Regions from separate parts of the Mus musculus genome. Here regions 2 and 3 are each linked to region 1. Evidence: chromatin loops called from intact Hi-C (ENCODE). Cell type or tissue: heart. All regions are shown on one strand.

What was found. Hi-C counts contacts between places; a loop is a spot of excess contacts. Peaks named below come from ENCODE experiments on the same cell type or tissue, not always from the same donor. Only the 100,000 strongest peaks of a DNase experiment are listed, where the experiment ranks them.
Region 2: it touches region 1 in a loop (2.1-fold over the local background); 2 of 42 quality-filtered maps call a loop at or near these places.
Region 3: it touches region 1 in a loop (3-fold over the local background); 2 of 42 quality-filtered maps call a loop at or near these places.

Annotation. Positions count from the first base shown.
Region 1 is chr4:148,037,889-148,045,888 of GRCm38, reverse strand. It overlaps Clcn6 (chloride channel, voltage-sensitive 6), which reads left to right and starts at 7,076. Exons shown (of 23, transcript NM_011929.3): 1 at 7,076-7,208; 2 at 7,916-7,975. The coding sequence starts at 7,122. It overlaps Mthfr (methylenetetrahydrofolate reductase), which reads right to left and starts at 6,812. Exons shown (of 12, transcript NM_010840.3): 1 at 6,757-6,812; 2 at 4,060-4,305; 3 at 2,226-2,464; 4 at 1,335-1,445. The coding sequence starts at 4,292. RefSeq lists promoters at 4,678-4,951, 4,678-6,471, 6,724-6,913, 6,724-7,362. In heart, a CTCF peak has its summit at 7,323 (motif pointing right); DNase peaks (open chromatin) are centred at 4,018, 4,758, 6,098, 6,948 and 2 weaker places; H3K4me3 peaks cover 5,438 bases; H3K27ac peaks cover 6,473 bases.
Region 2 is chr4:148,136,489-148,144,488 of GRCm38, reverse strand. Mad2l2 (MAD2 mitotic arrest deficient-like 2) reads right to left here and starts at 3,999. Exons shown (of 8, transcript NM_027985.3): 1 at 3,655-3,999; 2 at 3,456-3,574; 3 at 1,432-1,503; 4 at 847-947; 5 at 131-225. The coding sequence starts at 3,694. In heart, a CTCF peak has its summit at 4,262; DNase peaks (open chromatin) are centred at 3,858, 4,018 and 4,318; H3K4me3 peaks cover 1,876 bases; H3K27ac peaks cover 1,474 bases; H3K27me3 peaks cover 2,652 bases.
Region 3 is chr4:148,152,069-148,160,068 of GRCm38, reverse strand. Fbxo44 (F-box protein 44) reads left to right here. Exons shown (of 6, transcript NM_173401.5): 1 at 1-326; 2 at 1,246-1,532; 3 at 3,363-3,489; 4 at 3,579-3,674; 5 at 3,788-3,923; 6 at 6,425-7,270. The coding sequence starts at 1,268. The coding sequence ends at 6,568. It also overlaps a transcript of Fbxo6 not described here. Among named protein-coding and RNA genes, the nearest start is that of Fbxo44, 4.0 kb to the left of the region's middle. In heart, CTCF peaks have their summits at 4,650, 4,854 (motif pointing left) and 7,967; DNase peaks (open chromatin) are centred at 901, 1,101 and 7,318; H3K4me3 peaks cover 1,881 bases; H3K27ac peaks cover 1,961 bases; H3K27me3 peaks cover 781 bases.

The DNA of each region.
Region 1 (8,000 bases):
CTGCTCCTTTGATTCTTTAGCAGTGCTTCCTAGCCGGTTATGTAGCCAGCTGAGAGGAGCATGCGCGAATGGGAGGTTGGAGAAAGCCCATTCTCATATGACAATATTCTAAAGCTGCAAACTTTGTTTTTAAATTATATTATTTGAGGGCCCATGGGTTGCTCAATAGGTAAAGGTGCTTGCTGTTAAGCATGACCACCTGAGTTTGAATCCCAGGACTGACATGGCAGAAAGAGAACTGTTCCTGAAGGCTGGCCTCTGACCTGGACTCGTGAGCACACGAATATACACACACACACACGCTGAATAAAATGTTACTACTTGATATGTTACTCCATAACTTAGGCACTTATTCATTTATCTATTTTGTCAGTGCTGGGGATGGAACCCAGAACTTGGCACACATGAGGTGAGGCAAGCTCTGATGGAACCCGGGACCCGGCACACACTAGTACCTCTAGCACACACTAGAACCTCTAGCACACACTAGTACCTCTAGCACACACTAGTACCTCTAGCACACACTAGTACCTCTAGCACACATTAGTACCTCTAGCACATACAAGCTCTCTAGCACCAAACTACAGCTCTGGATTCTTTCTTTTTTCTGGGCAGAGTTTCTCTGTGTAGCCTTGGCTGTCCTGGAATTAGCTATGTAGACCAGGCTGGCCTTGAACTCAGAGAGATCCTCCTGCTTCTGCCTCCCAAGTGCTGGCATTAAAGGCCTACACCAACATCTTCCCTCTTCAGCTTTGGATTTCTAAGACAAGTTCAGGCTGGCCCTGAACTTGTATCCTTCTCTTCTACCCACTTCCTCATCCCTTAGTGCAAGGATTAGAGCTAAGCCAGTGTGAGTTTCATTTCCTAGAAACTGAGAGCTAACACTGAGAAGAGTTAGAGTGGGGGCTGCCTGGAGCTGACACCACACACACACAGAAGCAGGACTCAGGCCTAGGACAGTGCGTCTATGAGGGCCTCTCATGCAGCAGATGCACAGTGAGAAGCCAGCCCAGGACCCTGTGGACACAGAGGGAATGAAGGACCACAGTTCCTGACACCTTTCAGGGCTCAATGAATCCTGTCCCCGGAGTCTTCCATAGCACATCCTCCCCCTTCCCCCCTCCCCCCCCCACGAGAAGATTGAGTACAGAAGGCAGAGGGGGGAAAGCTTTGGAGTGGGAGTAGTGTGGGGCTGTGGGGCAGCAGGTGGCCAGGACTGGTGCCATTCAGTTCACCTCTGTGTCCCCCCACTCTGTATCCACCCAATCAACACGTCCTGAACTAAAGACTAGCTGGCTATCCTCTCATCCTGACCCTTCTCTGTCCTCACTTACCTGCCACACAGATGTCAAAATAGTCAGCAAACTCGGTCCGGATGTGCTTCACCAGGTCTGTGGCATAGCTGAAGCCTCCTTCCTCTGCTTCCCAGTGGTCACCTACAGGGTCTGCAGGGTTGCTGGAGGTCATGGTCACTGGGTGTCCCTTGACCTCCAGAGTCTTCTTGTTCCCTCTATCTATGCCTACACTTGGCTGAGGGTCCCTCAAAGGCCGAGACTTCCTATTATGTGAGTCTAGCCTGGCACCTGGCAAGTAGGAGGTGCAGGGCAGTGGTCAGTTGTCAAATGCCTACTAAGGCTTACTCTGCAGGTGCCCCATTGGTGGTGGGACCAGAGGAGGTGTGGCTCTCCACTGAGCCTGGCCTCGCCCTGATGCCCTGGGTGTGGTCAGACACCCTCTCCCACCTCTCTGCTCTGGAAGAGCTCCTGGGTTTTGGGTGGATTTTCTACTCATCAAGAGGAGCTCTGTGGTGGGAGCGGAAGCCACAGATCTCCCCCCCCCCCAGGCTCCCACCCACCACTCTTGAGTGCCCTGAGGATAGCAAGCTCCCAGTGCTCCTGGGAAATTCCAACACAGCACTCACTCTATGACTAGGTCAGACAGTGCCACAACCGATTGATGGCCCTGTGTAATTCTAACAGGGTTATTGGGCACAAGCCATGTCCCAGCTGAACTGTAGACAGGTCAAGCTGTAGACACGGCCATCCCACCTGTGTGACACCCACAATGGACTCATTACCCACAGCGATTGATCACTGATCCTCCTGCAGCAAGCTGGCCCTGGATGTGCTTAGTGCAGAGCCCAAGGAAAGTAAAGGACTTGTCTGGGGACAGGAGAAGCCTTCAGGAAAGCAAGAACCCAAAGAGGAGGGGTGCTGGCGCCACACCTCCCCTCAGCGCCATTATGTTCTTCAGGCCCAGCTGCTTGGCTCTGTGCAGATGGCCTGTGATCTCCTCCGGGCGCTGCTGGCAGCAGGTCATATGCAGGATGGTTTCCAAGCCGCAGTAGTTTACTGCTGTGCTGGCGATCATCATGGAGGAGGTCTCCTTGTCTGAGCCAGGGTCTCCAGCTGGGTGCCAGGTAACATCTACGAAGAGGGGGCCCCCTGCTGCCATCCGGTCAAACCTGTAGGGGATTTCCTCCTTAAGTAGGCTCCTGGGGTAAATAGGAGCTCAGAGAAGGCAAGTTGGTATCAGAGCAGTACTTCCCAGGCACATGACCTAGTAATGCATGGAGCCGCAGATTCTTTGTCAGGTGTGGCAGGTGACAGTACCTACTGGACAGCCATCAGGGTTCTGGGTCAGATGGCTGTGCAGCCTCCTCAGAGCAGGGCCCGGGCTCAGTGAGTGCCTCAATGGTTATCACACTGATGTATAACAATGTCACTATTTTGTGTGAACAGCATTCTGCGCTTCTCAGAGTGGAACACACTAGCTTTTTAAGAGTCTTGACAGCTGAGGGTTCAGGAATCTCAGTAGTGGGTGGGCAGAGAGCCTCACTTTAGGGAAGGCAGAGAGAAATCAACAGACTCTTGTGTTGCCACCATGGCCTCTTTGCATCAGCCAAGAGTCCTGCCGAGGAAGGCTCAGTTCCTGAACTAGATTCAAAAGCTTTTGTGGGCATCAGCACTGTTAAAGCTATAATGGTGTGTTTAAACATCAGGGTCTTGATTTCAGGACCCAGAAAACAGCATGTGACAAATACGGATTAAAAGGCATTAATGTTTGTGGTTGTTTCTGAGACAGGGTCTCGTGTAGTCCAGACTGACCTCAAACTCCCTATGTAGCTGAGTATTTCTTTGTTTGCTGTTTGTTTTCAAGACAAGGGTCCCACTATGTAGCCCTGGCTGTCCTAGAACTCACTATGTAGGCCAGGCTGAGCTCAGACTCACAGATCTGCCTGCCTCTGCCTATTAAGTGCTGGAATAAAGGTGTGTGCCACCATGCCTGGCTCTCTACCAGGCTATCCTTGACCTCAGATCTGCTTGCTTTTGCCTCCTGAGTGCTGGGATTGCAGTCATGTTCCCACACCCTGTCTATGCAGTGCTAGGAATCAAATTTAAGATTTCTGACAAGCTATTTACTCCATCAATTCAGCTACACTCCTCCCTCTTTTAAAGATAGGGCATCGTTACATAACCCTGGCTGGCTGGCCTGGATTCTAGGTAGCTTAGGCTGGCTTTGAACTCACAGTTATTTATCCTCCTGCCTCTGAGTGTTGGTATTAAGGATACCAGTGTGCCTGACTTTCCTTTCTCTCATTTTTGTGATGCTGCAGGACGTAGCCCAGGGGTCTTGTGGTCTACAAATCACTCTCTGACTTGAAGAAAAGGAACTGGAATTCAGAAAGTGCTATCACAAAACATGTGGTGTTTCCTGATTTGGAAAAGCACTCTCTCTGTGTCCAGCTAGCTCAACACATTCCCTGAATTGCGGTTTGTTGACTTCCTAAGCTCCTCATGAGCCAGCCCCAAGCTCTGCCAAAGAATGCAGCCTGAAAAATGAACATTTTTGGCTCACTGAGAGTTCGTCCAAACTTATCTAATGCTGCTTCAGAGGGACTTTCACAGACAAGAAGTTATAAGTCACAGACTAAACTCCCTGTCTCGCCTCTGCTTCTTCCTGCCTCCCCTCCCTCCCCAGAGCCTTTTCCTGCCGGGTTAAAGGGCAGCTCACGCTCCCCTGAGCCTGCCGACCCCCGCGATTAACCTCCCTACTCACCTGGAGATGAGGTTAACAGCTCCCTCAGCAGTTCGAGGGGGGAAGAACTCCAGGGAGAACCACTTGTCACCAGAGTCCATTCTGCGCCTCATCTTCTCCCGGAGTCTCTCGTGCCGCTCTGGGTCCAGGCTGGGGGTGGAACATCTTGAACTGTCCTTGGAACTCTCGCTGCCACTGCTGCTGCCCTCAGATCGCGGGTTGGGACTGCCACTTCCTCTGGCCTCGTTCACCATGGCTGGATTCCTGCTGTAGAGGGTGGGGGCCGGGGGTATTAGAGGGCTGGTAGCCAAACCCCATGCACACCCAACACCTGAGCAGGCGGCTCCGGTGGCAGTCACTGCTTCATCAGTCAGCACGGGTGAGAGTCTTGCAGCTCCTACCCAGAGGCTCCAAGAGCTTTGCCCTCCCCCCCACGCCCCTGCTGTCGTCTGCCTCTTTGTATGACCACCTCCCACTGAGCGGCTCTTGGGTCCTTCAGCTCACAGATCGGATCGTAGGCGACAGCTACCTGATAGAGGGTGGCACAGAAAGCCTCACGCAGCCAGCCTCTGAGGCCCACATCCCCAGGGATGGATAACAGTGCCCAGCTGGGAGGACCTTGGCTTTTTGATGGTTCATCCCGATCTGCTCAGACCCAGAGTGAGTGGGGAAGGAACCTTTCCTGGAGGGTGTGCCCAACTGGGCGGAGCTGTGACAAAGAGCCCCGAGCTGAAGCTGGGGCCACGCAAAGGGGCGGGAGTAAGGTTTCCCGGCTGGAGAAGGCTCAGGCGCAAGTCAAAGGAGGAAGATGAGTGGGGGAGGGGAGGAGTGGGCAGGCAGGGGTTAGAGATTAGCTATTAGCCATTCAGGATCACTAGATTTCCCCCACCAAAGAAAGAACAGCTCACTGTGGCTGGCTTCGCCTGGAACGTGTTATATAGGCTTTCTGCAGCATGGCCAAGCAGCCAGATCTCCTGAGATCACACTACTTCAAAAAGACTGTTGTGTTGTGAGCTAGAACTTGCCACGGGCTGGGCTGCAGAGGCAGGTGGACTGAAGTCACCGAGGGTAGGGATGGATTTATGTCCAACTCTGAACAAAGGTTGTTCCATCTGTGCCTGCCCTGGTAGCAGCTCTCCCTAAACACGCCAATTAAGTCAAAAGGATCAGTGACCACAGTCTACCACATACGCCCTTCCAACAGGGCACAGGGCCATACTGCAGTCTAGTCTGGAAAAGAAGCAAACACTACCACTGCACAGCAGTGGGCCAGCACAGTAGTGGCTATCTGTGTGGTGACGTGGAGCAACAGAGAAACCAGGTCAGGTTTGTTTCTTTCCAGAAACTTCCACCTCTTAAGTCAGTGTACCATTTTGGGTCTCAGCTTCAAGAATCGGAAGAAATCCATTGCTCTTTCCCCTCCTGGACTCCAGACTTAGTGCCAGTGTTACTCCCAATCTATCTGTCCCACTTCTGTTCTGACCTAAAACTGCCAGGTTCTCATGGAGAGTGAGAAAGGCCTTCAAAGGCCTTCCTCCTCCACCCAAGGGAAATGCCTCGTTTTCACTGCTGGAACAAAACCGGAGGAGCTGACTCAGGCACAGCAAACCGCTCCAAGGTTTAAGCATTTTTGTTTTTTTTTCTGGTTTTTCGAGACAGGGTTTTTCTGTAGAGCCCTGGATGTCTTGGAACTCACTTTGTAGACCAGGCTGGCCTCAAACTCAGAAATCCGCCTGCCTCTGCCTCCTGAGTGTTGGGATTAAAGGCGTGCGCCATCACACCCGGCTCGGTTTAAGCATTTCTAACAGTTCCCACCCCCTATCCATTATTAGTTGAGCTCCCAAATCACACAAGGATGAGCCTGTGAACCGACAAATTTGTTTACCCTTCTACTGTCCAGTCCCCTGCCTGTGACTGGACCAGAAAGACCAGTCTCAGGCGTGGCATCGCCAGTGCCTGGCAGAGTAGTAAAACAGGCAGTACTCACTGGGCTCAAAACTGCCAAGACCTCCACACCAATCTCAAAATGCCTCGCTGCCACCTACTGATCATTTAAATAAGACTGACAAACACTGAGCCCACCACTCCCGGAAGAGTTGTGATAGATGCATGTGAACTGCAGGATGCTATGGACACCTGGGCGTTGAAACTAATGGTCGGTCCACTCTTCCTTTCCAGATGCTGTCAGGGAGATGGGTTTAAGAGACTATGGCAACCAGGCATGACAACGCACATATTTAATCTCAGCTCGCAGGAGGCAATGGATCTCGGAGTTCGAGGCCTGATCTACAGAGAGTTTCAGAACAGCTAGGGCTACACAGAGAATCTGTCGCGAAAACCAAACCAAACCAAACAAAATCCCAGAGAGCGAGCGAGAGAGCTAGACAGACAGACACTATGGCAGGCAGCCACCATGGCCTGAGGGATGGTAATCGGGTCACCTGGTCAATGGGTCACAGGCCGTGGCGGGGATGCGGGTCCCAGAAGGCTGCAGGGTCTGGATCACTGCCCCAGATCCAGGATTCCTTTAACTTTGAGATACCTTCCTGCAGGTAGTGGGGCTGGGGTGACAGCCTCCATGAGTATTCATAGGCCCTAAGGAGCCTTCACGTGCAAAGGGCCGGCCAGCACCTAACCGCCTGCCCACAGGTCTAGCTTGCGGTGGTGTGTTCCCGACTCTGCGAATCTATCCGCAGCGTCCCAAGCCTTTTGCGTTACCTCTTGCGTCAGATCGGTGGCGGCGAGGGTGCCACCTCCCTAGGGCTGGCGAAGAAGGCGGGGCGGAGCTGTCGGTTGCTAAGGGAAACAGGACGAGCGGCAGGCGGAAGCCACATCTACGAGACGAGACGACGGCCGGAAGTCCCGCCCCAACATGGCCGCGCCCAGAGGTCTCAGGGGAAGCCAGCCAAGTACTGCGTCATGTGACGCGAGCCCTCGCCCCACCCGTCTGCAGCCACTCCCTGTCTCCGGACCCAGAGCTCGAGAGGGCCACGTGACCCTCCCGGGGCCAGTCACGTGAGGCGCGGATCCTGGGTGGGAGGGGGGTTGGCCTAGGTGGTCCGGAGCGGCAGCAAAGGAGGAAGATGGCGGGGTGCAGGGGGTCCGTGTGCTGCTGCTGCCGGTGGTGTTGCTGCTGCGGTGAACGGGAGAGCCGCACCCCCGAGGAGCTGGTGAGCGGCTGCCTGGCTGGGGAAGGGGTGGCTACGGAGGGATGACAGGATGACAAGAGGCGTTGCCGGGGGTGGGGCCGCGCCGGACCGCGCCTGCAGGTGGCAGCGGGTGGGGCCCGGAGACCGCTGCCTGGGCTCGGGAAGCATCCAGCTTACCTCCGCGTGCCCCAGCCAGAGTTCTGTTCTATAACCTCTCTCTGGACTCCGAGGGAGGGCCTCGGCCAGCTTGAATTAATGCCGTCCATATTCTCTTTGAGTTTTGAACGAAGCAAGCATTGTAGAATGAGCCCTTGCGCGGGACGTGACGCCCATGCCGTTGGTGTAGTTTCTCTGGCCTGTTCTTATTCTCTACCCTTCACTCTTTCTGGGTCACTGGTGATCCAGCTTCCCCGTGCAAAGCAAGCTGGGAAAACTTGAGTTGTGTTCTCAGAATTGATTCATTCCCCCCGATTCCGTAGTCAGTCTATTGTCAAATGAAACACGAATTTTCTCCTCCAACGAAGCTGCCATCAGACATCTTTCAGGTGTCCTGAAGGTGAGCATTACGATTTAAAGAATTCGCCGATCAATAGAAATGTAGAGCTCATGGTTTTGAAACATTGTTCCTCTTTGAAGATGGCTCTAGCTAATTTCGATTTTAATAATACTACCCTCCTTGTACCCTTAACCCATTAAAAGATCTCCATTCTGTGAATCTGTTTTTCTAGACCATCCTTGGGGAGACACAGGAAGAAGAGGATGAGATTCTTCCAAGGAAAGACTATGAGGTGAGGTGTTCCAGATGCTGTCCTG
Region 2 (8,000 bases), 99 kb before region 1:
GCCAGTCCTGGAGAGGACACTCTCAGGTGCTGGAGGATGGAGAGGACGAGGGTTGTTCAGGGCAGTCAACTAGGAAGAAGACAGCATGCTATGGTAACCAAGGCAACAGCAGGGGAGTCGGGCATCTCACCTGGAGGGTTGTGATCCAGGACAGCATCACACACACTAATCTTAAGGATGAAGGCTCGAAGCAGCTGCTCCACATGAGACAGGAGGGAGTCTGAACTGGGAATGGGAAAGGAGGTTGCCCATCCTACCGTGCTCCTCCACCAACTCTGGCACCCAGTGCTCTCTCTGGGACAAACCCCTTTGGCGCTGGAGAGAGCCAGCTCAGTCCCACCCACCTGACAGAATGGAGGCAGGGTACAAAGAGGACACCAGGGTACCGCTCAAGCCTGCACACCTCCAGGACCCCGAGACAGGAAGAGAAAAAAAGGGTTTGACTGAGGCCACCTAGCCAGGGAGGAGCTGATTCCTGATTCTAGTGACCTTACCTTGGCACAGAGAACACATAGCTGAGTGGCTACAAGAGATGCCAAGGTAACCAGTCAACTTGGTCAGCATCCTGGGCTCTGCAACCACTGAGTGGTGCCAATCAGGTCAATTCTCTGGACCTTGGTCTCTCCATCTACACAGTGAGGCTAGGGACTAACATTCACCACTTCCTGGGATGTCCCAGGGGTCACCGTCACTTCTGTCCGACTCACAGAGTTCTGTGGCCAGAGTGTCTCTCGGATGTTAACAGTATATATTGCCATTTCAGGGTCTTTACTAAGGTAATGTGGCGCTGTTAGAGGCATCCCTGTGAGAGATGCAGCAACCAGGTGAGGGAGGGTGACAGCTTACTTGATGGACAGCAAGGGAGGCTGAGTGATCTCAAAGACAAACTTCTCCACTGGGCGGTGTTCCTTATCCAAAATCACCACCACCACCTTCTCCACATCGTTCTGCAAGCACAGGAACCCCCGCTCCAGAGCTATGCATAAGGCCCAGGGAGAGGTAGGGCAGGGCACTGGCTGAGGCTACCTAGGAGCCCAGCAATTGAGAAGTGCAAGCTGGCTCCCAGTTCTCGAATGGTACAGGCCAGGAAGAGATGTCTGGCTCCCATGGAGGTTCCCCAATTAGTCTCATACCAGGACAAGATAATAGGGAAACAAACAAACAAACAAAAACCCAAGGGGCCCAGCCCAGGAGGGATGGGACGGGCCATGTGGACATATGAAGAACCAGATCTTTCAGGGCAGGTCCCACATAGATCTGGCTCAACTGATACATCCCTGATGTGACCTACATACCCTGGGGCCTATTGCTAGCTGGGGGTGGCCTTCAGACTGAGGCTTCTGGCTGTTGAAAGACATGAGCACTTCAGCCCACAAGCAAGGAGGAGCAGATTGGGTGCAGAGTGTCCGTTAGGACCGGGGGCCCCCTCACCTTCTCCAGGAGAGGTTTGACGCAGTGGAGTGTGTCCTGGATGTACTGGTTCAGCTCCGGGTGACAGGACATCTGTATACAACCCCACAGGGCTGTTAAATTCCAAGGCACGAATAGGAGAAACAGCAATAACCCACACACATACATCTCTGGACAAAGAACAGCCATTCCTAGCTCTCCCTGCCTGAGGGATCTAACCTATCACTAACTTAACCTTGGAGAGATACTCAAAGACAGGCACTCTGTCAGGCCAAGTATGGTGGCACACACCTTTAATCTCAGCGCTCAGAAGGCAGAGGCAGGCGGATCTCTAAGTTGAAAGAGGCCAGCCTGGTCTACAGAGCTGGTGATATACAGAGAAACCCTATCTAAGGGAAGAAAAAAACAAAAAAAAAAACTGTGTAGCCACAGGCAAATGTCTTAACATCTCACACACAAGGTGCTTAGTAGCTCTTTGTTTTCAGTGCCTCTGACCCCCTTACAATGGGAAAGCGACTTGAGAAGAAGACAGCACATCTACTGTGTGTCCAAAGTTAAAACCGGGAGCCAGGCATGGTGGCCCACATCTTTATCCCCAGCATTTGGGAGGCAGGCAGATCTCGGAGTTTGAGGTTAGCCTGGTTTACATAGAGTTCAAGACAGTCAGAACCACACTGAGAAATCCTGTCTTGGAAAATAAAACCGAACGCAAGAAGCTTGGGCATGGGGGCTGGAGAGATGGCTCAGCAGTTAAGGGCACTGACTGCTATTTCAAAGGTCCTGTGTTCAATTCCCAGCAACCACATGGTGGCTCACAACCATCTGTAATGAGATCCGATAACCTCTTCTACAGTGTACTCATATAAATAAAATAAATCTTTAAAAAAAAAAAAAAAGAAGCTTGGGGCATGTTCTCCAGTAATCCTAGCACTTGGGATGTTGATGAAGGAGGATCAGGAGTTCAAGGCTAGCCCCAGCTTCCTAACAACTGTGAGCCCAGGCTAGCTACATGAGGTCTAGATTTCTTAAAATACAAAATAAGGCCGGGCAGTGGTGGTACACACCTTTAATCCCAGCACTTGGGAGGCAGAGGCAGGCGGATTTCTGAGTTGGAAGCCAGCCTGGTCTACAGAGTGAGTTCCAGGACAGCCAAGGCACCAAGGCTATACAGAGAAACCCTGTCTCGAAAAAACTAATAATAAATAATAATAATAATAATAATAATAATAATAATAATAATAAACAGAGGCTGGAGAGATAGCTCAGAAACTAAAAGCACTGGCCACCGGACCTTCAGAGTCAGATTCCCCCATCTTCCAAATGCCAAGGGTTCCCATGTGTTCTTCCTGCCTCAGTGAACACCCCCAACAAACAGACATAGACACACACACACACAATTAATATAGATCTTAAAAAGTAAAAAGCTAGGTATGGTGGCTCACACCTTTGTTTCCAGCACTAGAGAGACTGAGACAGGAGAATTTCTGTGAGTTTCGGGCTAGCCTGGCCTACATAGTGGAGACTCCACACCAGCCAAGACTAAACAAGGAGACAAATAATTAATCATAATATTCTTTTTGGTTTTTTCCCTTTTTTCTTTCTTTTTTTTTTTTTTTCTTTTTTTCTTTCGAGACAGGGTTTCTCTGTATAGCCCTGGCTGTCCTGGAACTCACTTTGTAGACCAGGCTGGCCTCGAACTCAGAAATCCACCTGCCTCTGCCTCTGCCTCCCAAGTGCTGGGATTAGCGACCACTGCCCGGCTAATAAATATTTTTTTAGAGTTTAGGGAGAATGAAAAGAGAAAGAAGGTGACAGACAATGGGAATCCTCTTTATCCAAACCTCAGAAACCCTTTAAAATGCAAGCTTGGAACAGCTCTCATCCAGAGAGCTAACCATCTAACCCAGAGAATTTATCTGAGTTCAGGGAGGGAAGGGCTGGGTGGTGAGAGACAGGAGGCTGTCCGCTATCAGCCTCTGTTGAGGAGTGAGGAAGCTTGCAAGTAGAATAAAGGTTTTTAAATCCAGCCGGGCACCGGGGCTCACCTGAACCGGCACGTTGTACTTCTTGCGCTTCTGGAAGATGCCCACCGGGTAGACCTCGCGCACATAGAGAATCAGGTGCACGGCCACCTCCAGGAACTCGGAGAGCACGTCAGCCACCACTGTGGTGGGGACACAGCTGATGAGCAGGACTCCAACCAGGATCGCACTCCCTCCACCCCCCGCAGGCTCAGATCCCTACCTTGGCCAAAGTTGAGGTCTTGGCGCGTGAGGGTGGTCATCCTTGGCCGCCTGGGGGAGGGCGTGGAGGGTGTCTGTAGGGACTCAAGGCAACCGACCCCGCACGCGGGAAACGCAGCCCGGTCGGGGGAAGCCCCGCCCCCTGAGCAGCCGGATCCCTCTCGGCGGAAATCCCGCCCTCTCTACGCTCCTCCCCGATTCGCCGGCTCCGGTTTCGACCTCAGGTTCCAATCTACGACCGGGCTATAGAAACCACCGTCTGAGACCCCTAACGCGCTACTCCAGAATCCCCTGGCCTCAGTAACCACCGCGGTGCTCCCGCGGTCCCAGCACAACCATAAGCCACGCCTACCCCGGAGCTGTCCAATCAGAACCTCGCCCTGTTGGGAGAGGCGGGGCAGGCTCGGGGGTGGAGCTTAGGGGCGGAGCCCCGCCTGAGCTACAGGAATCTCCAAGGAACGAGCTAAACCGCCTTTGGATTTCAGGTGGGAGCGATCAAGAGATTTCCATGGCCTCTGCGTATGATCGCTGTGTTTTCTCCTCCCGGACATTTCTCTTTAGTAGTTGCAAGTGAGAACCTGCTGCAAGCACAGCTGGGTACCAAGGGAGGGCAGCGACATCTGCTGCTAGTCCAGCGTCAACGTCCCCGGACTCTTAGCTTGCCCAACCGAAAGCGAATCCGCAGGCTTGGGGGCGGGGACAGGGAACGGTAAGAAGCAACCGAGACGCTCCACCCCGACCCGAAACTCAAGTAACATCGGGGCTTGACCTCCCTAGAGAACTAAGTGTCCCATGGTTTCTTCTCAATAGCTGACCTTTGGAAGCTGCAGCCAGTAGGCGCTGGGCTGGGTGTCTGGGAGTTGACTCAATAAATCTTCAGAATACGTGTGGGTTCCTGGCCGTCTTTTTTTTCTGCGGACGAGCCTAATGAGGACTTGTCTGTGTCGTGAGCAAGCGGAGGGGGCGGGCAGCAGTGCTGCTCCAGGGTCCTTCCTGTAGAGGTACGGACTCAATTCCAGAGGAGTCGAAAGGGCCTCAGATCATTTTAATAGTATGAAAATTATATCCATTATACGGAACCCTTTTATATTACAAACCCTGAATTCTATTTATTTAATGTGCGTAGGTGTTTTGTCTGCATCTATGTCTGGGCAGTATGTGACTGCTTGGTGCAGGTGAAAGCCAAAAGAGGGCGTCAGATCTCCTGAAACTATAGCTACAGATGATTGTGAACCACTATATAGGTGCTACAAATTGAAACCACCATTCACCACCCAGTACCCTACCTCTCACTTCCTCGGGAAGAGCAGCCAGTGGTCTTAACCACTAAGCCATCTCTCCACCTCCCCAAACTCTGATTTATATTAATTCCTTTATTAGCCCTAGGAGCTAAGTATTGCCTTCACAGCCCAACTTTATAGATGTACAATAGGCTCAGGAACGTTCCTTCTTTCACCAAAGCCTCACGGATGCAATATGTTCTGACGCTAGGTGAGAATTCAGCTTAACTCACACCCTTCTGTTTAACTGAAAGAAAATCTGAGGTTAGAGAAATGGTCTGGAGTTAGGGGTGACATGGCAGGCCTAGAAGCCAAGAGAATTTAAAGAAGTGGTTCAATGTGTGGGCTTCAACCCCTTTGGGGTCAAATGACTCTTTCCCAGGGGTGGCATATCAGATATTCTGCATATCAGATATTTACAATTCCTGACTGTTGTGAAATTGCAGTTATGAAGTAGCAATGAAAATAATTTTATGATTGGGAGTCACCACATGAGGAACTGTGTGGAAGGGTTGCAGCATTAGGAAGGTTGAGAACCACTGATTTAGACTCTGCCCTCCAAGGATGTAAGAGTTGTCTTGTCCTGTTTCTATAGGAAATGTTGCATTAAAGGTCATCCCTGCAATGTGGTATGACACCCACCCCCCACTCCCCGCACCAGAAGCTGTCAATTCCATATTCATATCCTTCTCATGGGAAGGGATAAGGAGCAGGCCAGAGGGAGGATTACCCTGGAATGTGAGCAAAGCGGGTCTCAAAATGCAGACCTACCACCAACATCTTCATCTCAGTCCCCAGGGACCCTATTAAACCCTGGCTGTCCAGCTGCCCTGACTTACCTGACCAGGGCAGGCTAACAGCAGGGCTCTGCTCTTTAACAAGCTCCCCAGGGAACCTGTGTGCCCACGAAACTATGGGAGCTGCCAGTGGAGTTCTCCTGCGTTCTGTAACATGCCTGTGCTTAAGCCGGTAGAATGCTGGTTTGGCTTTAGGAATTGATACACCCGTCAGTGGGCACAGCAACCCTTCTCAAGACTCGGGGACCTTCCCCACATTACACCATGTTCAACAGAGCCCTTTCTACTTAGAGCTGGCTGGGCAGCTCACTGCCTTGTAGACCTTAGGGCAGTGAGTTTTCATCATGGTGGGGTGGGGAATGACCGAGTCCTTTATCCACCCCACCCCCCAGCTCCTGAACAGCGTTTTCATTACTGATGCAGGGTAGAGGTGGGGTGGGGGAGATTCCTCAGGGATGGAACAAGGGCATAGGCGGGAGGCTAAGGTAACATGGGACCAGCTGGAGACCTCTGCCTTGGAGACCTCTGCCTTTGGCTCTACAGTGCCTGGGTTTTCACGTTAGCTACATCAGTGTGATGGATGGCTGTAAGACAGAGATTGCATTATGAGGCAACTTATTGTTTCTTGAATCCCCATTTTCAATGTTATTTGCATATTTTCACCATAGAGACAATATGTAATTTGGGGCTGGGAAGGAAAGTTACAAGTTAAGGTGAAAAGAAAGTGTGTATGCATTTCACAACTAGCAACTAGCCGGGGGACCAGCAATAGGGATGGAGGGAAATTCACTCCCAAGAGATACAGAAACAGAGAGGGCAAATAACAACAACAACAACAAAAGCCTGTAAGCCCCAGCCTGGAAAGGACTAAGCCTCCACCGATGTGCTAAAAGGGTTCTCAGCGGTGTGATGAACACACACACACAAGCAAATTAGATACAACCCTTGTCAACAAAGTGTGCAGACCTGCGAGATGCTTCTATAGCCAAGTTGCTGTCCACAGACGGGATCACATAAGCATCGTCTGGGAGGGCGAGATGGATCAGAGGGCAAAAGGGCTTGCTGCCAAGGCTGGCAACCTTGAGGTTGTCAATCCCCAGGACCCACATGGTGGAAGGATAAAACCGACTCCTGCAAGCCCACACATGCTACCCCACCAATAAATAAATGAATAAATGTAAAAAAATAAATTTAATTAATTAATAAAGACTCAGCATCTTTCCCATCTGTGTCCAGTTCCCAGAACAATGAGCACGTAGAAACAGAGAAGGAGAGAAAGGGGACCAATCACAGGAAGCCTGGTGTCAGTCCCAGCACACCCTGAAGCGCCACCCCGCTGCTTGGCCTGCTTCCTGAGAGGGACCTGGTCTGTCTGGTTCATTTTGGGGGGGCTTAACATGCCACCCAATGCCTGGGCAGCTCAGGTCCTCACAGAACACAGAACATGTGTTAAGTGAATAAGGGAAAGGAAGGTAGAAAGAAGGTGTGATGGCAGGAACTCCGCCCAGGGGCCTGATCTGCAGCCCAGCTTGCTTAGAAAGAATAAGCTATGACCTCCGATGCCAGCACTTGGGCTGTAAGCAAAGCCAGAGTGTGGGCTGGTCCTCGGGGAGCCCACCACACCTACAGCCCACTTGGTTGTCCACTTTCAGCTTCTTTCCACCACCCTGATACTCCTCCAGCCACAAGACCCTTTTCCTTCTTTCAGCCTCAGCTTGCTCATCTGTGAAATGGAAAATTCTAGATCCATTCCCAAAGGGTTATCTGGGCATGGTGGCACACACTTTGAGTCCTAGCACGTAGGAGGCAGAGGCAGGAAGACTGCCACAAATTTTAGGCTAGCCAGAATTACATAATAAGAGTCCTCCTCCAAAATTAATTAATAATTAAGATAGAATTCTGTTTTAGATTTATTTATTATTTGTTTTGTTTTGGTTTTTGGTTTTTTTCCAGACAGGGTGTCTCTGTGTAGCCCTGTCTGTCCTGGAACTCACTTTGTAGACCGGGCTGGCCTCAAACTCAGAAATCTGCCTGCCTCTGCCTCCCAAGTGCTGGGATTAAAGGCATGTGCCACCACTGCCCGGCTATTCTTTATTTTATGTGTATGAATGTTTTGCCTGCCTCTGTGTGTGTGTGTGTGTGTGTGTGTGTGTGTGTGTGTGTGTGTGTGTGCCACACATGTGTCTGGTACCTGCAGAGGTCAGAAGGTGGTATCGGATAACCTGGAACTGGAGTTATAGGTGGTTGTGAGCCATCATATATGGATGCTT
Region 3 (8,000 bases), 110 kb before region 1:
CATTGGTCCGTAAGGCTCATCCCCAGGATCCAAGGGTATGGCGCAGCGCGACCAAAAGTAGTTGACAAGGAGAATGGGGAGGGAGAGGGGCCAGTGTTGTGGGATGGGGATGGGGCGGGGTCTGATGAGTAGTAGGCGGGGCTGTGTCTTGGGTGCTGTTCTCCAACGTAACCCGGCTAAGAGCAGGTGACAGAAGGAGGGGAGCAGTGAGCGCCCCAGCAAGGAGACGTTTGGCGGGCAGTAGGCAGGTCTGCCTTCCGGGCCACGCAGGCTCGGGCTGTACAGCCCCACGGCCTGGCAGGATCGCTCAGCGCGACGGATCGCAGGTGACTGCGGGAGGGGGAGCGCCCAGTTCGGGGACTGAGGCACAGTGGGCAGAGACCTAGAGGGGAGGGGGGGGGCGCGCGCGCTCTGCGATCATGAGGGCCTAGCGCCTTTAAGGCCCAGGCCTCAGGCTTTCTCCCCTCCCCTCCCCCCACTGTACTGTGAGGCTTCGAAGAACTGGGCTATGGACGCCATCGGTGCTCAGAGATCTGAATCTGGTCTTGAGCAAGGTAGCCCGTTTTAGAGCCAAGCATAAATGGGAGACTGCAGGGGGCCGGGGCGGGTGGGGGGGGTGCGGGAGGGAGATAGGAAGGCTCTTTTCCACTCGTACATCTTTCCTCAGGCTCAGGTAAACGGGTCATATTCTCTGAGATCTTAAGAACGTCACTGAGCCCTTTGTACTCCGTGACCGGTCCTGAGGGCCAGTGATAACCCCCGATCATCATCTCTGTCCCTTTCCCCGTGTGGGGGATGGGGAGGAAATGAAGAGTGGCAAGCTGGAGGGCTCACAAGGCCTCCCATTGTTACCCTCCTCTTAAAAGACTGCTGGCCTATTGAAAATGGCTGGCTCTACCTTCAGTGAGAGCCGGAGCTGCCTCCCCTCCTCTCCTGTTTGTGTGACCTTGGGAAGGTCCCTGGGCGTCCTTAGAGGCTGTTCTTAGGTGCCCGGGTTGGGGGAAATCAGATCTCATGGTTTATTAAGCAACTCCCCGGCCCATGCACCTTGAGCTTCTAGTGACCCAGGAGGGAACTACCATGCCCCAGCCCCTCGTCCCGTTTACTGTGGAAACAGAAGGTCAGAACAGCACAGCAACTCTGTGGCCCCCCGCAGAGTTGGGAATCTCTCTATCCCTGGGTGCTGGGATTGCCACTCGCCAGGGAGAAGGCTCGGTGTATAGCACGGCTCTCCAATACCCACAGGAGCTGGCTAGGAGACGCCACCATGGCAGTAGGCAACATCAACGAGCTGCCAGAGAACATCCTGCTGGAACTGTTCATCCACATCCCAGCTCGCCAACTGCTGCTGCGCTGCCGACCGGTCTGCAGCCTCTGGCGAGACCTCATTGACCTGGTTACACTCTGGAAGCGCAAGTGCCTTCAAGAGGGCTTCATCACCGAGGACTGGGACCAGCCTGTGGCTGACTGGAAGATCTTCTACTTCCTGCGCAGCCTCCAGAGGAACCTCCTTCACAACCCTTGTGCTGAAGGTGGGTGCGGAGAGTATGCCTCAACAGGACCCATGCTCTATTAGATGACCACAGTATGCGTCCTAAACACTGGCTGTGAGCCCTTTAGCTATATTACGGCCTTTATTCCTCTCAAAATAATTCTTAGATGCAGGGACTAGTGACGCACCCACTTTTCAAATAGGTACACTGAGGTCAAGGTACACACACACTACACAAGAAGATAGGGAGTTGAAGGCCATCTGTTACAGGCTAGTCTGGGCTACATGAGGTTCTGACTCAAAGCAAACCAGTTACCCTTAGTTGGTAATGGTGCTGATACCTGTAATCCTACCACTCAGGAGACTGGTGCATGAGGATCATGAATCTGAGGCTAGCTTCTCCTAAAATCTTTCCTAGGAAAAGAAATGAGGCCTCACAGACCCCAGGTTAAACCTACAGACTGTTCCAGAAGGGGCCTTGCCAATGGATGAAGGAGCAATGAAGTCTCCCTCGCATTCTGGTTCAAGAACAGATTATCTTCTGGTCATCTGGATGCCCTAAAGCCCAGGCTGTGCTGTAGCCTGAGAATAAGCTACAATATAGGAAGGACCATGTCTCCTGTCACATGGTCAAACATCAAGAAAAGTGGTGAGGGTGTTAGTCTAGGCAGCCCAGACCCACCCCTCACTGCCTGCCCGCCCCACCCTACCCCCACCCCCGCCCCACCCCCGCCCCACCCCTACCCCACCCCCACCCCCAGCCATGCTGTTATACAATGCTAGGCAGACTACATCCCAAACCAACCCAACAGATTAAGAAGAGTTTTATGGTTTGATTTGCTTTGTTTGGTAAGCACCACAACGCAGGCTCTCTCTATTATTACACTAAAGGTAGCCATGGCTGTCCTGGAACTCACCATGTAGACCAAGCTGACCTTGTTGAACTGGTAGAGACCCTCCTGTCTCTGCCCATCTGAGTTAACATTTTAGTTCCTTTTGTTTGTTTTTTTTGTTTTTGTTTTTTCGAGACAGGGTTTCTCTATGTAGCCCTGGCTGTCCTCGAACTCTCTCTGTAGACCAGGCTGGCCTCGAACTCAGAAATCCACCTGCCTCTGCCTCCCAAGTGCTGGGATTAAAGGCGTGCGCCACCAATGCCCAGCTGAGTTAACTTTTTAAAGGATTATAAAAATAGAAAAATGTATAGCCTCCAACCCTAAGATATTATGGCACTCTGCAGAAAGCCCCCCCTCCAGCCTTTCCTCTCAACATTTATTTATGTGTTAGGTCATGGGGGGCGGGGGCTGTACATGCTGCTGCACAGGTATGGGATCCTCAGTTACTCGCCTCAGGCCATCAGGCATGGGGGCAAGGGCCTTTACCTGTGAGGCATTTGCTGGCCTTGTTGTTTTTGAGACAGAGTCTTGCTATATTGCCCTGTGTGACCTGGTACTCACGCTGTAGCCTAGACTGACCTTGAACTCACTGCAATTCTCCTGCCTCGGCCTGCTGGGATGGCAGGTGTACGCAACCAGAATTTAACCTCTATGCTTGATGGTAGCTGGCAAAGGGACCAAGGCTAGAGAAGGAGAGTAACACATCTATAGCCACACAGCCCATTGCTACTGGAGTTGAACGAGATTCAAGTCTGTCTGCCAGAACACTCTCCATTAGAGAGGGAGTCCGGTCATCCAGGATGCTCAACGGGGAGTCTCTTACCTATGCTCATGGCACACAGAAGCATCCAGTGCACTACCTACAACACACGGGCTGTAGGGCAGCTTAGAGGTCCCAGCTCTGAGTAGGAGGCAGGGATGCTCCGAGACGCTGTCCTGAGGGGCCTCCTGCATGGTAGACTCTGCTCTCTCCACAGAGGGATTTGAGTTCTGGAGCCTGGACGTGAACGGAGGCGATGAATGGAAGGTAGAGGATCTCTCTAAAGACCAGCGAAAGGAATTCCCCAATGACCAGGTCAAGAAATACTTCGTGACTTCCTATTAGTAAGATCTAGGGCCTTGGGGTGGGGGGAGCGCGTGTTTTAACATCCGGGTCCAGTGCTGAACTTCAGCCCCTCCTCCCCCTCCCCCAGCACCTGCCTCAAGTCCCAGGTGGTGGACCTCAAGGCTGAAGGGTATTGGGAGGAGCTGATGGACACCACCCGGCCGGACATCGAGGTCAAGGACTGGTGAGTGCTGGGGCGAGGGTCTGGGGGGGGGGCCTGCCACCCAGGCGCCCCACCCCTGCCCTGCCCCCTATCTCCCAGGTCTTCACAGGGCCCTTCCTTCTCTTTATCTGCAGGTTTGCAGCCAGGCCAGACTGCGGGTCCAAGTACCAGCTGTGCGTCCAACTCCTGTCGTCAGCCCACGCACCACTGGGAACCTTCCAGCCGGACCCGGTGATGATTCAGCAGAAAAGCGATGCCAAGTGGAGGGAGGTATGTGGGCAAGGACCCCATGGGAACCTGGGCCTCACTTGCTTTAGTAGAAGAATAGGAGTAAGCTTCCAGCTTAGACAACAGAGTCGGGAGACAGAGAGAGCCCCAACCCAAAAGCAATTCCCAGAAAGGATGCCTCCATGGTGTACCGATTGCCTAGCTAGCATACACAGAGCCCTGTGTTCCATCCCCAGTGCTAAAAAGTAAGTAAATATCTGGGCCTAAAGACTGCCCTCAATAGTTCATAATACTTTGGCTCCTTCAGAGGAGCCAGGTTCAAATCATACCACCCATATGGTGGCTCACAACCACCTGTAACTCCAGTTCCAAGGGATTCAAATCCCCTCTTCGGTCTTTTGCAGGTACCAAGCACATGCATAGTTTATACACATACATACTGGCAAAATATTCATACACATGTAATAAACTAAAGGTGTGCAACCGGAAGTGCCCAGTGTTGGGAAACTGAAGCAGCAATGGGTGAGGGCTAACTACCCTGGCAACCTAGGGAGACCCTGTCTCAAAATTAGAAACAGTGGACAGTGGAGAAAAAAAAAGGCTGAAGATAGCATTCAGTGGCAGAGCGCCTGCCTAGCATGTGCTGGCTCAACTCCGTATCACAGAGAAATAAAATAAAAACGTTCAAGGACAGCTGAGCGGTGGTGGGACACACCTCTAATCCCAGCTCTAGGATTTTCTAAATCCTAGGTAGATCTCTAAATTCAAGACCAGCCTGATCTATAGTTCTTCCAGAGGTCCTGAGTTCAATTCCCAGCAACCACAACCATCCTTAATGAGATCTGACACCCTCTTCTAGTGTGTCTGAAGACAGTGACAGTGTACTCACGTACATAAAATACATCTTAAATAAATACGCAAACAAATAAATAAAACATTTGGGCCTCACAACTCCAGCTCCTGGGCCACCTTCTGGAAGAAGTTGGTACTGCATAAAGTGGTTTGCATAAACAAACATACCCACAGCTCCAACCTTCCCATCACAGGATCTAGTGGTTATTCCTGGTCTGGTCGTTAACTTGACTGTGTCTGGAATGAACTACAATCCAGAATTGGAAGGCTCACCAGTGATCCAGATCTTGAGGCTGGGACATACAAGTTTCTGACCTGGGTCATAGCATGGAAACCTTGAGACAGAGTGGCCATGGGAAGTTTAGGCCCAAGGGAAATAATCCAAGTCCCCGATCCAGGCATGGTGGTACATACCTTTAATCTGGGCCACACCTTCTGCTGGAGGCCTATATAAGGACATTGGGAGAAGGAAGGTGTCTATTCTTCGCCTGTTTGCCTTGTGGGACTGAGTAACTGCTAGATCCTTGGACTTCCAGTCACAGCTGCTGCTGACCGTTATAAGGGAGTTGGACTACAGACTGTAAATCATCAACAAATTCCCTTACTATATAGAGACTACCCATAAGTTCTGTGACTCTAGAGAGCCCTGATTAATACACAGGACTTGCCTCTCAGCTCTGCTGCTGCTGTGGGAAAGCAGCTTCAGACAAGTGAGCCCTGTTGAAGGGACAGACAGGACTGAGTTGCCAGTTGATCAGTGACTTTTGTTGACACTGTATCAGTGACTTGTCACTGCATCAACTTCCCTAGGGTAAGTTGGATTTAGGCTGAATAACGTGTTTCTTTTTTTTTTTTTTTAACTTAATTTAGTTTTTATTTCTTGTTTTGATTTTCTGATACAGGGTCTCATGTAGCCCAGGCTGGCCCTCAGCTTGCTACATAGCAGAAGACACCTTGAGCTCCTGGTCCTCCTGCCTCTAACCCCCACCCTGCCTGGTTTATGTGGTCTTGGGACTGAACACAGGGCTGTGTGTGTGTCGCTCTACAGGGCAAGTACTTTACTGAACTACAGCTCTTTTGTTGTCTTCTGATAGGGTCCCTCTAGGATCCTAGGTAGCCAGGGATGACCTTGAACTTGTGACCCTCCGGCCTTCACCTCCTGAATGCTAGAATGAAAGGTGTGTACCATCATGGTGCTGGGGATGAAACCTAGGGCTTCCAGCAGGCTACACAAGCACTTTTGATAAATCTCCCCCCACCCCCAGCTCTGTCCCTCTGTTCTTCTCGAAAAAGATTTATTTTTATTTTACGCATATAAGTGGTTTTTCCTGTGTGCCTAGAAGGCCAGAAGAGGGCTTCAGCTCTCCTGGAACTGGAGTTACAGATGGTTGTAAACTGCCCTGCAGGTGCTGAAAATGGAACCTTGGTCCTCTACAAGAGCAGTCAATGCTCCTAGATATGGAGTCATCTCTCCAGTCCCCCTGAGTTTGTTTTTGGAGACAGATCTTTTTTGTTGTTGTTTTTTTTGTTTTCTGTTTTGTTTTGTTTTTTGTTTTTTCCGAGACAGGGTTTCTCTGTATAGCCCTGGCTGTCCTGGAACTAACTCTGTAGACCAGGCCGGCCTCGAACTCAGTGGAGACAGATCTTACAGAGTAGACCTGACTGCTCCCCTCTGTCTGCCCCTGCCTCAGGTTTCACACACATTCTCCAACTATCCTCCCGGCGTCCGCTACATCTGGTTTCAGCACGGAGGCGTGGACACTCACTACTGGGCCGGCTGGTACGGCCCGAGAGTCACAAACAGCAGCATCACCATCGGGCCCCCGCTGCCCTGATGCCTCCTGAGCCCCAGTCCTCAGAGCCCTAATTAGTAAACAGTCAGAAAGGGCCAGGCTTGGGAAGGGGAGGTGGAAACTCCCAGACCTCATTGTTAGCCTTTGCCCCCAGCTGCCTGTGTGTGGAGTTTCTAATGTCTGGGCCACCCTCCTCTCTAGCTCTCCAGCAAAGCTGCCCCTCTAAGGGTGCAGTGCCTGAGGATAGGCAGATACAACAGGTCTCCATACTTCTCATGCTTGCCTAGACCTGTTTCTACCCCTGACCTCTCTCCTTGTTCTCCTCAAGGGCCCTGGAGAGCAGGGACAGACAACATATCTGACAGGCTTGGGGACTGCCTTTAATGATGTCATAAGGCAGATCTAGGATAGAAGGCTCTGCTGGCCAGTCCTTAGCCTGGTGGTCAGCTGCTGTACGCTCTCTGCTTTGGCTTTAAAGTCAGGCCTGGTACCAGATAGGCAGGATCAGACTATCTTTGTCATCCTACCAATGAGTGCAGGACTCCCCAGAAGACTCCGGATGAGAGGCCAGATGAGGGGTAGGATGGACCAGGGTTTTGAGTGGAAGGACCTGGCCAAGTCCTCTGTGGCTTGAAGATGCCCCAGCCCCATCGGTGGGAGCGTCAATTCACACACTACCCCCTTGACCCTAGCACCACTCCATCCCTCCTGTTACATAGCCAAATAAAATGTTTCCAGCCTCTGTGTGCCCTGCGGCTTTTGGAGGGGAGGGTTGGTTCATGGACAATCCTGCCTGGCCCTAGAGAGGCAGGAGTGTGGCTGCAGTCCATGCTATAAAGAGGGGTTGAGCATTTCAGGAGTGTGGCCATGGCATCCCCCAGCTTAAGGGGCAGAGCCCTCAGCCCTATAGCCCTCATGCCCGGGAGTGCAATCCAAGGTGGCCATGCCAGGCTCTGCAGTCACCTTGACGAGAACTTTACTGATTTTTTGGTTGAGCCCAGCACGCAACAGATGCACAATGCTTGTCAAAGTTAATTATCTCACTCCAAAATAGAATAGATGGGTTAAGCTAGGATGGCTGACCTCCTGCCTTGAAACTCCACTTTCACTTGATAAATGCTTTGTGAGTTAATTTTCACTAGGACCAGAATCCTCAGAGAAACCCAGAAAGAGGTTGGACACGGAGTGGTGGCTCAGGCATTTAATCCCAGCCTCAGGAGGCAGATGCTAGTGGATCTCTTGTGTGTTCAAGGCCAGCCTGGTCTACAGAGTGAGCTCCTGGATAAATAGACTTAGTCTCAAGAAAACAAAACCAAAAACCAAACAAACAAAGCCAGAGGAGGTACAGCTCTGCCCCTCCCCATGGGTGGGGCAGATCCAGTCGCCTGTCTGGTAGGGACTAGATTCTAAGTAGCGCTTCCTTCGCTGGAGGAGGAAGCAGGCCCGAGGTGGGAGCAAGCTGCTGAACCGCTTG